2 separate regions of the Mus musculus genome follow, and region 2 is linked to region 1. A link is a loop called in an ENCODE intact Hi-C map of the cell type or tissue named here. Cell type or tissue: gastrocnemius. All regions are shown on one strand.

Region 1 (8,000 bases):
TTTATCAATACTCTTGAGTTTATAATTAAAAGCACATTACTACAGATGGGGTTTTTATTAACTAGAAGAGACTTTTTTTCTGTTTTGAAAGTATTTCTTCATCCACCTGCTATGTAAGGGAGCTGTCTGCTTTCCCAGTCCTCTCCTGTTTGTAGATAGGATTCCAGGGTGATTTGGAGACACTGAGGAAGTTAGCAAAGTACAGTAACTTAGACCTGACAGGTAATGGTGAATGGCTGTATGCATCTCACTTCAGATGCTTTGAAATACTGGAGCCTGGACTGGGCATGTAGCTTAGCTGGTGTTCAAGGCCTGGGTGGGTCTCACTACCACATAAACCTAGCATAGAGACAAATGCCTCTGTTCCCAGCACTTGGAAGGTGGAAGCAGGAGGATTTGGAGTTTGAGGTCATCCTTGGCCACACAATTAGAGGCCAGGCTAGGCTACATAAGACACTCTCACATCCTTACTGTGTGTGTGTGTGTGTGTGTGTGTGTTTACACGCATGGCACATGTGTAGTCAGAGAAAAACTGGAAGTTGGTTCGATCTTTTCGAAATCACGTGGGTCCTGCAGATGAAATTCAGGGCATCGGGCTTAGCTGCAAGTGTGCCTTTACCTGCTGACCATCCTGGAGGCCCCTGAAGGCGTTCCAGTCTGCTGGTAGGCTTTCCCGTGGGCTGAAGGAGTCTGACCACCCTGAGGAGCTATACTGATTCAGAGTATTGACCATTAGGCTCGGGACTGAGTGTTACCAGCATGTGTGCGTTTGTCATTTGCCAGAGGGTTGGGTTGTTTTGTTTGTTTTTGCAGGGGCCGGGGGTCTGACTCTTTGGCAAGAAGACTGAGGTCAGGAAGTAGTTACAGCATAAAGTAGCAGATCTGTACATCACAATTCCTTTACTATCAAGAAGCTTCCCATTCATTATAACGTTTCACAACTCACAGAGCCAGAGAAGCTTAGAAAGCTAAGAGTGTGGGTGACTCGGTCTGAGGCACATCTCCCCTGGACTAAATTGAGGCTTTTTTTCAGCTCTTATTTATCCTATTTTATGCTAACAGTCATTATTAATCTGAAGAAATTCTAATGCATTAGATGGTGAAATGCTGGCCACATATACAGCTGATATCCAGGATTATCTACGTTTCAATTCTAAATTCTAAAATTGATCCGGTCCCAAAACTTGCATATAAAAGTCTGAGCCTCCTATATATTATGTGTTCTATATATTCAGTAAAGTCACAGAAAGACAAAGTTGTAAGCAAAAGCCCTTGTGCAGTAACAATATATGCCTTAGTTGGGTTCACATCCTATTTCTATTACTACGTATGTGACCTTAGGAAAGTCAAATAACCTCCCATTATCCCAGCTTCCCGTCTAAAACTATGGGATAATGATAGGAACTGGCTGAACAATTGAGGATTAGTGCATGGAAAGCCCTGAAAATACTCCTTATTAACACATAGGAATGTCTCATTAAGGATTAGGGACAGTTGTTACACATTCGGTGAAACGGGAAGATTTGTTACAATCAAATACTGTGCCAAACTATGACCTTCTAAACGGAAATTCCATAGTCATGGCAATGTGTCTTATTTTTGTTTTTAATAGGAAACTGATGATTATAGATATTTTGATCCCAAAATGCTGCGGAGTAATGACAGGTAAGGAGCTTTTATCTTGGTGGTGTTCGTTGTGGGTTTTCCCTGAGAATGGAAATAATGTATTATAAGACTTTACTAAAATTCTAACTGTGGGAGGCTAGTTAAAAACAGTGTGTATTTTAATCTCTTTCAGAGATAATCACTGGTAATTAGGATTAGTATCTTGTTATTTTCCCTTAGTGTACACACAGAGAAATAAATTTAGCTGTTTACTATTTATGAAATGGTGTTATCATAAACAAAGTGGAGGATTTAGAGAAAGTGTTTTTAAGTGAATAGTTATTGAACTAAATGAGAAGACAATAACTGATGGAAACAGCTATTTACGGTGGTGGTGGCAGGAGTGGCGGTTTGTCAGGGTCCAGGAAATCGTGTCCCTGAGAAACATTTCTATAAAAGCATTTTATGCTAATAAATCCACTCACTGTATATTTTCTGCATTTTATGAAAGATAGGATATGGTAATTGACCTTGGCACACTGGGCACCATTTGGCTGTGGTAAATCTCCTACCCAAATATGCCCCAGCAATGAAAACACAACTCAATTAATATGAATATATGCTGTGCGCCTAGATTGGGCAGATCTACCACTACTACACTACCATCTTCCACATCTATGAGACCCCTTAGAACTTGGGGTTTCTCCAGGCCATGTGCTTCTGCTCCGCTTTTTTTCTTTTTCCTCCTCCTCTGCATCCTCTCCCTCTTCCATTTTCTCCTACTCCCTCTCCTCACCTTCCCTTTTATCTGCCCAATCTTCAGCTCTCCTTTATTTTAAGATTAAGGTGGGAAGCAGGTTTACAGGAAATCACCTGACTCATTCCTTGTTCACAGCCACACTCTGGAGAACAGAATTAACATCAAATATAATTAGCCCCAGGGCTATCCACAACATTTCCCCCTTTCTATCCAATTAACTTTTCAAGAGTGAATTCCTGGTAGTATGAGAAGTAACTTAAAAGACAGATAACAAATCGGCAGAATTAGAAGGAAATGACTGGATGTCCCTAGCAATACAACTCCAGGAGTAAGTTTCCTGCCTGTGCCTGAGGGTAAACCTTCAGCAGTCTTCTCGAAAGCATTCATTTCTTTGTGGGTGTTTGCAAGGATGGGCTAGCTGCTAAGTTATTAAATTGCCTGGTAATTTCTAGTGTTAGTCTCTTTTTCTTCTGAACTTAGCAGAGGTGCTGGTATATAAGAACTGCTAATAATAGCTATCACCGGCAAAAGAGAATTTGGCAGCAAATTACAGAACGAGGACTGAGGACTGACCTCTAGTGGTCCAGGGTTTTCTTTAGGAGTGATGAGAATGTTAAATTGGAGAGTGATATTTGCACATATACTACAGCCCATGGTCATTTGCTTCAAAGAGGATGTGTGACTCTGTCCATGCTAGTAATTCTTCCTTGCACTCAGCTAAGCATAACTATAGGAGCTGAGAACTGTTTAATCCTAAATGAAGCATGTTAGAGATAATTAGAGATAATTAGAAAGGATGCCAGCATCGTAAGACAAACAGGCTCAGAACACTCTTTTATCAGCCTTTTCCTGTGTTATCCCAAACCCTGATTATTAATAACTCATGATATTGTGCTATTTAAGTCTCCGTTCTCGCCACCTCCTCTCTACCTCCGAAGAACTTAAAACTCTGGAATTAAACTATTTAAACATTTTGATGAGGTGAACATCTATTCATTTTTGTGGAGTATAGAATATTTAAACAGGCCATTAGAAGTAAGAAAAGATGACACAAGTATGCTCAACAACTAAACTGTTCACACTGGGAGAAAATGAAGTTCTACCACAGTGTGCATTTCAACTCTGACATGTGGAAACTTGGATCTCTTAGATGCCAGGTTATTATTTTTAAAAATGTCATGTGTGGCGCACACCTTTAATCCCCGCACTTGGGAGACAGAGGCAGGTGGATTTCTGAGTTCGAGGCCAGCCTGGTCTACAGAGTGAGTTCCAGGACAGCCAGAGTTATACAGAGAAACCCTGTCTCAATAAAACCAAAAAAAAAAAAGAAGAAGCTAACATAGATTGTAGGTCTGGCCTCTCATTTCCCCTTCCCACCCTGAAGAGGATGCAAATGGAGGTGTTGTGTTTGCGTGTGGCAAGGTTGCACCCGTTCCCATCTTCCTCACTTTCTCACGGAGGCTATCTAGAGTTTGTGTCAGTTGTTAGTAGGTTGTCCCCTTCCCTTTTAGACATTGAGATATCTACCTTCTAGCTCCTTCCTCTACAAAACTGAAGAACCCCCTGCTTCCCAGGAAGGTGGACCTGGAATACCTTCTTAATGCTGCTCACAAGTGCACATGAACGTGTGTCCCCATACCCATCTTACCCGTAAAAGAAGCCAAGGATGAAATTTTCAGTGCAGTTTCTCTTTATTGCAGCTCAGTTCCTAGGAACAAAAGTCCATTCCAAGAGGTAAGTTTAACAAAAAACTTCTCTGCTCCTAAAAAGGTAACAGTAGTCCCAAGGAATAGTTTGTCATAGGCAAAGCTTGTGACCAGTGAATGGCCTTCAGGTAAATTCAACTCTGCATACCCAAGATACAGCCTTAAAGCCCTCAGCAACTTGAATCACTCTGCTTTTCTTAAGCTTACGCGTGACAAAATAGCAGAAAAAGGAGTCTTTGGATTGCAGTGAGCATTGTACATATGGAATTCCTGCAGTGATTCCAGTATTTATGAAGATGTGACTGTATGACTATATGAGCACTGTACATATGGAATTCCTGCAGTGATCCCAGTATTTATGAAGATGTGACTATATGACTTTGAATACAGACACTTCTCATTGTGAGTGATGTGTTAAAAGTTGCATGTTGGGTTTTCCAGTGTTTCTGCCTACAGCAAATAATAAAGATTCAAAACTAACCTTTAGAGCTCTTGTTTGCTCTTGTTTGCTATTACTGGATCGGATACTGCAGTTAGACTTTGAGACAGCAAAAGGCTTAGATTGTAGTCTTAGTCATCGTATCTCAGTTTCTGAACAGCTTCCAGACTGAAAGCTGTGTTGCTTAAAAGTTAAAATCTTTTAACCGTGTTTTCTCCCTTTTCCTCCGTTTGTACTTTTAGGCCATTGTCTTTGTGGTAGGAGGAGGCAACTATATTGAATATCAGAATCTTGTTGACTACATAAAGGTACAGTTGAGCCTTCTCATTTCTGTCTCTTGGTGGTGTGAGTCATGTCATTAGAGAATTAGCATTGGCCAGTGCCTATCCTGACCTCTGCATAACTACTTTCTAAGAGGTGGTTTTTTTAAGTTATACTTGTGAGCAAAACACACTAAATCATACATGCCTAGAGTCCCAGCTACTTGGGAGGCCAAGGCAAGAGGATCTTGAGCCCAGGAATTCAGGGCCAGTCGAGGCCACTTGGCTAGATTTCATCTCTTATAAAAATAATATAAATACAAATACTGTATATAGAGAAAATTACCAATTTATCAGTTTTTCTGTCATAGTCATGATTCTACTAAAATTGTACTGGATTAAAAATAATATTTCATAAATTATTTGGGCAATCTCTTGATGCACTTTAAATACTTAGAGACCTCAAGCTCTTCCAAGATTTTTCTCCCTTAAGATGATTTATAGAACTCATTTATCTAAATAACACATGCTTTATTCAATTATATTAACTTACATCAGCAACATACTTCTAAAAAGCATTTAAGGTAGCAAATTAGAAATAGAATCCTACTGTAAACCTTAGAGTGGTAGAAAACTAAAAATACATGAGGCACTAAGCCTAATTTGAAGATCAAAATAAAATAAAATCTATAGGGTGGAAAATTGGCTATTGTTATATAATAGAGTGACATTTTCTAACTATTCAGTTGTTAGGTATGATTGTCAGTCTTTATGCCCTCCTTACATAGGCATTAATATAAACTATAGTGGAACAGGGGGACACATTACTCCCAGGACTCTCACTTGATTGCTTGCCCTCAGTCATGCACCCTAATGTACTCTTAAGAATCTGTGCCAGGCATACACAGCAGAGGACTGCCGGGTCTGGGTTCAGTCAGAGAAGATGCACCTAACCCGCAAGAGACTGGAGGCCCCAGGGAGTTGGGAGGTCTGATGGGTGGGAGGTGGGAGGGTGGGAACAGGGGGATGGGGAGGAGGTATGGGATGGAGAAGAGTCAGAGGGTGGACCAGGAGGAGGATAAAATGAGGGAGGAAGGGAGGGAGGGAGGGAGAGAGAGAGAGAGAGAGAGAGAATGAGAGAGAGAGAGAGAAAGGAAGAAAGAGAGAGAGAAAGAAAAGAAAAGAATCAAATCTGTGTCAAGGGCCCCCAGTCTTTCACAAGGAACAGCTTTATGCTGCATGCACACATATGTGATGGCCTAAGAACAAGTTAGTACTATAATATTTGGTAAGCTGAGTGTCTTTAAAATTATACCTGATTCATTAGACAACGCAAAGGATTAGTATTTGCTATTTATTGCCTTTCTGTTATATAGATGTTGAAAACATGGTGCTTCATTCCTTGAGAGAGAAAGGGAATAGGGAGAAAAAGCATTCACCACCTTCTTCCTGTATGTTTATGCAGCTTAGGATACACACATACATACACATACACACACACACATACACACACACATACACACTCACACACACATACACACTCACACACGCACGCACACACACACACACTTAAATCCCAGCACTTGGGAGGCAGAGGCAGGCGAATTTCTGAGTTCAAGGCCAGCCTGATCTATAGGGTGAGTTCCAGGACAGCCAGGGCTACACAGAGAAACCCTGTCTTGAAAAACAAACAAACAAACAAAAAACAAAAAACAAAAAAAAAAAAAACCACACACACACATTTTAAATCTAACACCAGCATCAGACAAAAGACTTTTAAGAATAACCCTTCTCCCCAGACTGGCCAGCAGGCTCATTCCTGGGAATGTGTATACTCTTTCTTGTTGCACAGGTCTATCTGAGTTCTCTTCTGCTTTTTACAGGCAAAGCAAGGCAAGCATATCTTATATGGCTGCAGTGAGATTTTTAATGCTACACAGTTCATAAAACAGGTAAAGTGGGCCCTTTTTAGTGGTTTCTCTTAGCATAACACAAGTTGCTGTTTGGGTCTCTCTTCTTTAAAAGCTAAAAAAAAAAAGCTATCAGTTATTCAGCTGAATTCAAATCAACTAAAACAAAAGTTCATCTAGTTACTAAGTTTCACTATGGCTATAAGGGCAGTTCTGGTACACTTTAATAAGGTTAACAACTCTTGTGAAAAGGTAATTATTTAAAATTGAAGTTATCCTAGTAGGCCAAATTGAATTGAGCATTTCCTATATGTTGTCAACATGTCTGGTGTTGCCAGGCATGCGATATTTGGGGCTCAGGACTCCTTTTTTGAACAGCACCATGCTCAGTTGATATAATTATGTCGACTTTGAATGTCAGTGGCACCTGTAGCTGAGTGACTGGGCTCATTTCCATACAGTCCTTTAAATCCTCCCCATTAATGTTCTCAGTATTCTATTGATCTGAGCTTTTTTAGTTGGTACATCCAGTAGCCTGGTCAGTAGCATGAGGGTATAGGTAAAGGAGCTACAGCTTCTCGCTGTCACCCTCAGCCGCCTGGAATTTCCTTATGACTTAGGAGCCAACTCAGGCCAAACTGTGATTCATGGTTTTGATGCTGAAAAGAATTTAAGGACTAAAGAGTTTATTAAGCAGGAGTTGGAGGCTCTATTAAAGACATTTACAGCAGGTTGAAGCCCAGCTTTTACCAATGTCCTGAGAATCTCAACTCAGGTCCTCATGATTGCATGATGGGCACTAACTGACCGTTCTCACCAGCCACATGGTTTATCTTTTACACTGTACTTTTTAACTGTGCCTAGCATTGTCATAGTTGAGTACCATGTTGGCAACTTATTACATAGATTTGCAGTCTCAGAGCATTTATAGCCTAGAAGTGTGGTGGGCTTAAACCATGAAGGCTCTCTGGAGTTTTCACACCATGTTGCATTTCACAATACAAGCACGACATTAAGTGAGTGTGAGTTTTATATCTTAGCCCACAAATTGCTAAGGATTCTGTTTCTCAAAGTGAACCATTTGTTTCTATCTCAAGTTTTAATAAATCTTTCTTCTATTTCTGTTCTCTGTTCTCCTTAAAGAGGGTAGTTAGCAGTTTCATTATTTTCATTTGAGTTTGTTGTTGTTGCTGGTTTGCTTTGTTTGTTTAGTTGATTTTCTTTTCTCTGCTAATATTTTTTTCGTTCTTTGTGAGCATATTTTCTTTCACTTCACCAATAGTAATTATTACTGATTTTAAGAATCTGTTATTTGAAAAG
Region 2 (8,000 bases), 150 kb after region 1:
AAAAGAACTCATAAAGTAGCAAAGAGCAGCTACACTAGTCAGAGAGATAAACGAGGAAACCATATATTAAAAAGAGACAATCATTAAGCATTTATGAACATTGTAATATTTATACATCAAGTTTTGGGGCCTCTAATTTTATAAAACAAACACTAAAGACATAAAATGTCATGTAAGTCCAGACACAATTATAACGAGAGACTTCAGTTCTCAGTCTCACATCTAGATGTCTTCCATATCAAAACTTAGCAAAGAATTCTCAGGGCTAAATTACACCAGAGACCAAACGGACTTAACAAATACCAAGAAAGCAAAAATTTTGAGAAAATCCCTGGTACCTACCCAGTCCATACTGGACTAGAAGTAGAAATTAAGAGAATCTTTAGAAACTACAAACGCTTGTGACTAAACAATATACTTTAGTTTTTATTTTATTTGATACTGGTATGTGTGTATGTACGTGTATGTGTGTGTGTTGTATATATGCATGCACACATACCACAGCACACACGTGCAAGTCAGAGGACAATTCACTGGAGTGACCAAACTCAGGCCATCGGGGTTACACAACGAGCACTTTTATCCACCCAGCACTTAGATTGGGCATCCTGTAACTCCAGCTCTAAAGAAAGCAATATCCACGTCTGGTCCTCAGTGGTACATGAACATATCAATACATAGACATAAATACATGCATATTCAGTAATAATCAGCTGGTGTGGCATGATGGTACAAGCTTTTAATCCCAGCACTTGGGAAGCAGAGGCAGGTGGGTCTTTGAGTTCAAAGCCAGCTTTGAATATATACTAAGTTCCAGAATAGCCAGAGCTACATAGAGAGACCCTGTCTCAAAAAATAAAAATTAAAAAACAAAATAAAACAAAACCGGAGTGCTGAATTGAGTGAGTCGGTGCCCAGAGGAAAGCCCAGGAAGTACATTCCAGACAGCAAGGTCTTCCTGAGCTAGCTGCTCAGTAGCACAGGACGTAGCTCCAAGAATGTCCAAACACGAGTACGTGAAATTCAAATGTTTCTGCAGAGCAAATCCAATTAGCCACAGTGTGAACAGATAGCCTACAGAATGGGAGAAACACGTCTATCAGTCACACTTCAGACAGAAATTACTATCTAGATTATATCCAGAACTTGGAGAATTTAACAGCAACCAAGAAAACTGCCAATCAGCACATGGTCAAATGCAGTGAACAAAAAATTCTTAAAACAAAAACACACAAATGGGCCAATAAGTATTTGGTATTCTTGGCTATGAGGAAATGCAAATCATGGCTGCTCTGAAAAACCGTATAATTCTGGCTGGTTTATTATCAAGAAAACTGGCAAGACAAATGCTGGTGGGGAAAGATGAGCCTTCACCACCGGCATAAACCGGGACAACTGTGATGGAAATCAGCATGCGGGGCCTCCAAAAATTAAAAATATAATGACCGTATGACCCAGCTAGGATTCCCACGCATAGCTCCACACCCCACCACAGAGGTCCCTGCACACCCAGGTGTTACTGCTGCACTCTTCACAACAACAAGGAGCTGGAGCTAGCTCGTATGCCCAGCAACAGAGGAGCAGTGGGATTCTATTCAGCTGTAAAGAAAAGTGAGGGCTGGTGAGATGGCTCAGCGGGTAAGAACACTGACTGCTCTTCCAAAGGTCCTGAGTTCAAATCCCAGCAACCACATGGTGGCTCAAAACCATCCGTAAAGAGATCTGATGCCCTCTTCTGGAGTGTCTGAAGACAGCTACAGTGTACTTACATATAATAAATAAATAAATAGATAAATAAATAAATAAATCTTAAAAAAAAAAAGAAAAGAAAAGTGAAATGACAAACTGTTGCTGGGTATCTAAGCACTGTTTCCCACCTATCTCACAGGCCAGCGGTCGCAACTTCATTTCTGTTGTGATAAGACACCCTGACCAAAAGCATCATGGGAGAAAGGGTTCTTTGGTTTGCAGTTCCAGGCTACAGTCCATCATTGTGGGGAGTCAAACAGGAACTGCAGGCAGCCAGTCACATCGAATCAGAGAGCAGAAAGAGAACTGACAGATGGCTTGATGGTTACGCGCACCTATTGCTCTTGCACAGGACCCCAGCCCCAGAAGATCAGATGTCTCTGTGGGCTGTGCTCACCGAGACTCCTCAGAACCACAATTAAAAATAAAATAAATCTTTAAATCTATTTCTAAAAGGAGCAAAGAGAAAATAAAATGCATGCCTATGCTGTGAGCACAACTTGCTTTCTCTACTTTCTCAAAGTCCAAAGCCCTTGAGGCAATTAGGACAGCCTCTATTGCCACACTCACAGGCCTACCTAATCTTCATAATTCCTTATTGATATTTTTTCCCACAGAATTTTAGGTTGTTTCAGGTTGACAAAGATAGCCAACACATCATGTTAGGATTTTTTTTTAAGTAACTTTACTTTTAATTTTTTCTCCATATATCACATCCTTACAGCAGTTTCCCCTCCCTCCTTTCCTCTCAGAACCTCCCCTCCCCATCTCCTCACTCCCCATCCACTCCTCCTCTGTTTACCTTCAGAAAAGGATACCCTTCCCAGGGGGATCAACCAAACATGGCATACCAAGTTGCAATAAAGCTAGGCTGGATGGGGCAACACAGTAGGAAGACAAGGGTCCCCAAAATAATTATTTACAGACCTTGAAAGAACAGTACTCAACTTAATATGGAAAAAATAGGATAGCTAAAACATACTGTACAATAAAAGAACCATCTCTGATTTCAAGCTTCACTAGAGAGCTATAATGACAAAAACTACATGGTATTGGCATAAAACAGCCAGGTTGATCAAATCAAAGACCCAGACATAAATCTACACACCTATGGATACCTGTTTTTTGATAAAGAAGCCAAAATTATATAATGGAAAAAAAGAAAGCATCTTCAACAAATGGTGCTGGTCTAACTGGATGTCTGCACGTAGAAGAAATGCAAATAGATCCATATCTATCACCCTGTACACAACTCAAGTCCAAGTGGATCAAAGACCTCAACATAAAACCAAACGCACTGAAGCTGATAGAAGAGAAGGTAAGGAGCAGCCTTGCTCTCATTGACACAGGAGATAACTTCCTGAGCAGAGCATCAATAGTGCAGGCACAACGATCAACAATAAATGTCTTCATCAGGGATTTACTCATTTTGTTCATTATAGAGTGTGGGCGCGGGTGTGAGTGTATAAGCTACAGCTCCCACCTCTGGAGATCAGAGGACAACTCTGCAGCCAGTTCTCTCCCTCCATCTTTATGTGGGTCACCTAGGGTTAAATTCTGGTGGCCAGGCTTGCAGAACCAGCACCTTTCTGTGCTGAGCCATTTCACTACCACTGGACATTGTTTTTAAACAACTATAATTTGTGTTTCATCATGGAAACATAGTTGACACATAGAAATAGAATCTCAATGAAAAAGTGAAAAGCCAGTGAAAGATTAAGAATTATTAATTTCTCTGCTGACATTGAATTAAGTATTGTGTATCTTGGGCTATGCATTAGAATCATCCAGAGAGGTTTTTAAATGCTCTGTCCCCATCCCAGAGCAAAAGGATCAGAATCTCTTGAGGGATGGAAAACTCCCGCTACCATACAAATCAGTGCTCCCCAAGTGGTCCCCACAACAACCTAGTTAGGAGCCAGCTGCTCTCTGGTTTTTGGTTTTGTTTGTTTGTTGATATTAAATGGTCTTTGTTAGAGCAAGATAACTAGCAATCCTGGACAATGCTCTGAAATATCACCGAACTGAATATAAATTTGTCTTTTCAGTCAAGAGCCAGATCTGCCTCTCCCTCTGGCTCTGAAGACCGGTCTCTAAAAGCACATATTTTTCCCTCCATATATTTATGGTGAACATGAAAAACAAACTAACTGAGGAAAAGAAATATCACCCGGACTCCTCCACCCTCCTTGGTTGGTCTTTCCAAAAGAATAAAAATAAATAAAGACTTAACTTCTCTTAAATGTTTCAAAACAAAATAATTAAAATGCCTGGGTAAACAGCCATGAAACTTAATGAGCTATTTCCTCCATTTCTTAAGTCACAGACTCAGGGTCTATCATGGAAATAGCTGCAGGAATTTGATTCTGCCAGATCATGGTGGACTGGCATCAGGGACTGTGCCCTGCAGGGACTCTTTCTCTGCCTTGCACCCCATTTGACCATGCTGCCTGAGTTGCTGCCTAGCAACTAATTATACAAGATCACGACAATTTCCCGGGCCTGACTGGAGGAACCTGTCCAACCCTGGCGTAGGACACACAAAGAACAATCATGAAAAGGACAGCTTTAATTGTCTTCATCTTCAATTTTTCTTCCAAGAAAACTATCAAGGATGGTTAGGTAGACTCCTGAGAAAATCACAATTCTCTCATGAAAGAGATCAAATCTTTCAAGCAGCCATGAAAAAGAAAAAGAAACACCGAGTACTTCCCAAATCACCGACCAAGCAATTTTGTCCCTTCTCAGAAGACAGCCAAGTGATAAAAGAAATGCCTGGTAAAACCACGGAGGCATTCTGTCAGCCCAGGCAAGGGCTGTTCAGCTGACGCACACTTCAGCATAGTCACACCTCCACATCATGCACTAGTGTAGGACTCCACGTACATAAATGTCCAAGTCTATAGGGAGAGGAAGTGGACTGCTGAGGTCATGTGGTGGAGAGGAAAGGGCGTGCCGGCTCTTCACCAGGAGGCATCATTTTGGATGTGATTGAATATTCTGAAATTGATCTACGGTGAGGATCATAAACTTTCTAGAAGTCACTGAATCCTGTCTTTTAAATGGATGGATTCTATGACATAAATTATAGCTGAATAAAGCTACATTTAAAACAGGTATTGTAACCAGGTGTGATTGGTCCATCCGTGGCACTGCGGAAGGCTGAGGCAGGATACAATGAATTCAAAGTCATCTTAGACTACCTTAAAACCATGGCTCAAAAAACCAAAATCAAAACAACAACAACAACAACAACAAAAACCTAAAGCAGGGGCTGTCCAGGTCTGAAATTCCTCTGCTACCTTGCAGGTCTGTCATGAACACGCCCTATGTGTTTTGTTCTTTCTCTATGCCCATCATGAAAAGTTGCTATAATTGAAATGCGGAGCACATACTACCACATCTAAAGTTCCATAGAATCACCAGATTTGAGACTAGAAACACAAACAAGGAATCTTTCCTAATCTGGAGAAAGAGGAAGAAAAAAAGAAATGTAACTATTGTCTGGAGGTTAGGAGCACTCTACAATGTACCTACTCTTTACAACAAATGACCCATCAGGGAAAACCGTTTTCCACCTGAAAATAAGTCCAGAGGCCGAGCCCCTAAGACAAGTTTTCCATAACATTTATCAAATGCTGCTTGGTTTTACTTTTAAAGTAGGCACTGTTCCCCACGGGGCGCGAAGCTGGGAAGTTTTGTTCTCAGAACCGGGTGGCTTGGCTGCTCTGCACCCTGCTGAGCCCCTCAATTCCCTCAAGGCGGCTCCTAAGACCGTCTCTGTCCAGTACCCTGCACGCCCTAAGTGTCCCTAGGCGTTTCCCCAAACGCGCTCCGACGCCTTTTCCCATCAAGTCCCCGGACACCACAGGCGACCTTCACGCCTCCCCAGAGAACCCCACACCGCAGGAAGAGGCGCCAGTCCGCTGGCCTCCCCCGGGGACCGTCGGGGGGGGGGGGCGAGGGAGGAGCTGGCCGGCCACCGCCCTACGGGGGCGGGAGGGGGAGGGCTGGGGACCGCTCCTAGCCCCTGCTGGCGCCCCCCGCACAGTGCTCATGCGCGCCGCCCGTCTTTATAGCGGCCACGGAGCCGCGCTTGCCGCACTCGGGTGTAGCCGGGCGGATCCCACGCAGGTGCGGGACCCGGGGAGGTGCATAGGGTCTGTGCCTCTGCCTGTGTGTCCTGGCGTACCCCACGCTGGTCCGAGGTGGCACAGCGCGTCTGGAGCTGCTCGAACTGCAGCGGTCGGGTTCTCCCGCCTTCGCCGGCTTCCGAGGAGCGCAGGGCCGTGCGGTCCCCGGCGAACCTCGTTCACGCCTCACTCTCCCGCAGGTCCACGGAGATCCTCGCCATGCCCTCGTCCAGGATCCCTGCTCTCTGCCTCGGTGGGTACACTCCCATCCCCTACCCCTCGCCCTCTCGCGCGGGCGGAGGCTGTAGCCACCTCGCTGTCCTCTCTCCGCAGGTGCGTGGCTGCTGCTGCTGCTGCTGCCCCGGTTCGCGCGCGCCGAGGGAGCGGGTGAGTTAGGTGCGGGAGGAGGGAGATGGGGAGGACAGGGTCAGTTCCCGCAGGCTAGGGACCTGCGTAGGGATGCGGGGCTGCAGAGGCGGAGACCCGCCCTCACCCATCTCCAGCGCAGCCCTCGGGCTTGCCTGTTTTTCCACGCCAGGGTCCCCGGGGTCCGTTTGTGCCTCCTTCCCGGGAGCACGCCACCTAGCCCCGGGACCATTCGTCCCGAGTTACTCCGTTGTTTTCCGGGCTGGGGACAACTGTTTGGTCCCAGCCCACAGAGGAGGGCTGCTCACATCCTGGTCCCACCTAATCCGATCACCTCGCTGTGCTGTGCGTTTGTGCTTGTAACCCCTTTGGAAAACAGCGTCGGCGGTTCCTATATCTATCTCCCTGGGAGCCTCAAAAGAGTTTGTTCCACGTGTAGAAGTCCGAGTGTGGTTCGGTGTCTTTTCTGCGATGTAAGAGAGTTTCGCTTCTAAAATCTTACGCTTGCTTTTCTTCAAAGTAGAAATGGTAAGTACCTTTTGCCCAACAAAGCAAGTGTTAGCAGCTCCGGACAATCTCGGTCCTGGATTCCAGAGTCGTTGTCGCCCCACTCCCACCTACCCCCACCCCCGTCGCTGAAAAGGGAAAAGATTTGGGTTATTTCATAGAGTTGCAAGGCTCCTATTTGAAGTTAGGATTTTAACCGAGCCTGAAGAATTGATATTGCACCTTGCGTCTTCCCTTTTCTTCCGTGGTCCAGGCAAGGATCCTTGGCAGAGGCAAATTACTCAACTTTTAAAACCATCCTTTCTTGCCTCGTGGGAGAGACTTTTTTTTTTTTTAAATTGGTCCGACTGACTGTAAGATTTAAGCATATTAGCAGTGCTTTCTTTTAAAAAAAAAAAGGGGGGGGGTGCTGCCTTCCATATTCCTTTGGACAGATCTGGAGGAGATACAATCAGATTCAAGTAGAGGACTAATTTCCTTGTGTCCTAGCCTTTGGGATTTGCGGCGTGCTCCGTAGGCTAATTAACTCTATGACTTTCATTTCCTCAATTGTAAAATATATGATCCAGGCACCTGTTAACTGGTTGGTTTATGTGAATGTGGGACTGTAAAGCCCTGACTGTATCAGGTAATGGGCCAGACAGCCCCCTGGGAAGGGTAGCTGAAGACGTTTGCATTTGTCTATGAAGACACTCCACAAAGGCTCAATACAGATGTACCGTCATCATAAATAACTGGAAAGAGTTCATCACAATTAAGATCTTTTTTTATTTCTAGGTCAAAGACTAATGCTATTTTCTCATTCTGATGCACTTTTTCAATTACATTTTCCAAATTGATGAAGAACTGGAAACAATGTCACATTAGATATCTGTAGTAACTTGGCCCTAGATTAAATTGGAAACCCCTTTGGGCTTGCTAATATCTAAAACGGTGTCAACATTTAAGTCGGTGTTTTGGCAGAAGTATAGAAATTGGGGGAATAAATAGAATCCCTGCAATACTTCCCCCGTAAAGCAGCCCAGGAGCTCTTACAGGACACACCCTTTCTCTTCAGTTCCCATTCCTGTCACCTGCTTTACCAGAGGCCTGGATATCCGAAAAGAGAAAGCAGATGTTCTCTGCCCAGGAGGCTGCTCTCTTGAGGAATTCTCTGTGTTTGGGAACATAGTGTATGCGTCAGTGTCCAGCATCTGCGGCGCTGCTGTCCATAGGTAAGCCGGAGCCCACGGGAAGGGCGTGGCG

What was found. Peaks named below come from ENCODE experiments on the same cell type or tissue, not always from the same donor. Only the 100,000 strongest peaks of a DNase experiment are listed, where the experiment ranks them.
Region 2: it touches region 1 in a loop (2.4-fold over the local background); 3 of 42 quality-filtered maps call a loop at or near these places.

Annotation. Positions count from the first base shown.
Region 1 is chr12:51,440,919-51,448,918 of GRCm38, forward strand. It overlaps Scfd1 (Sec1 family domain containing 1), which reads left to right. Exons shown (of 25, transcript NM_029825.3): 21 at 1,613-1,665; 22 at 4,066-4,099; 23 at 4,753-4,818; 24 at 6,654-6,722. Among named protein-coding and RNA genes, the nearest start is that of Gm40422, 34 kb to the left of the region's middle. In gastrocnemius, no CTCF peak of the experiment used is centred here; no DNase peak of the experiment used is centred here.
Region 2 is chr12:51,587,523-51,595,522 of GRCm38, forward strand. Coch (cochlin) reads left to right here and starts at 5,819. Exons shown (of 12, transcript NM_001198835.1): 1 at 5,819-5,883; 2 at 6,083-6,135; 3 at 6,216-6,269; 4 at 7,813-7,969. The coding sequence starts at 6,102. In gastrocnemius, no CTCF peak of the experiment used is centred here; DNase peaks (open chromatin) are centred at 4,193, 5,539, 5,772, 6,324 and 1 more place; H3K4me3 peaks cover 2,246 bases.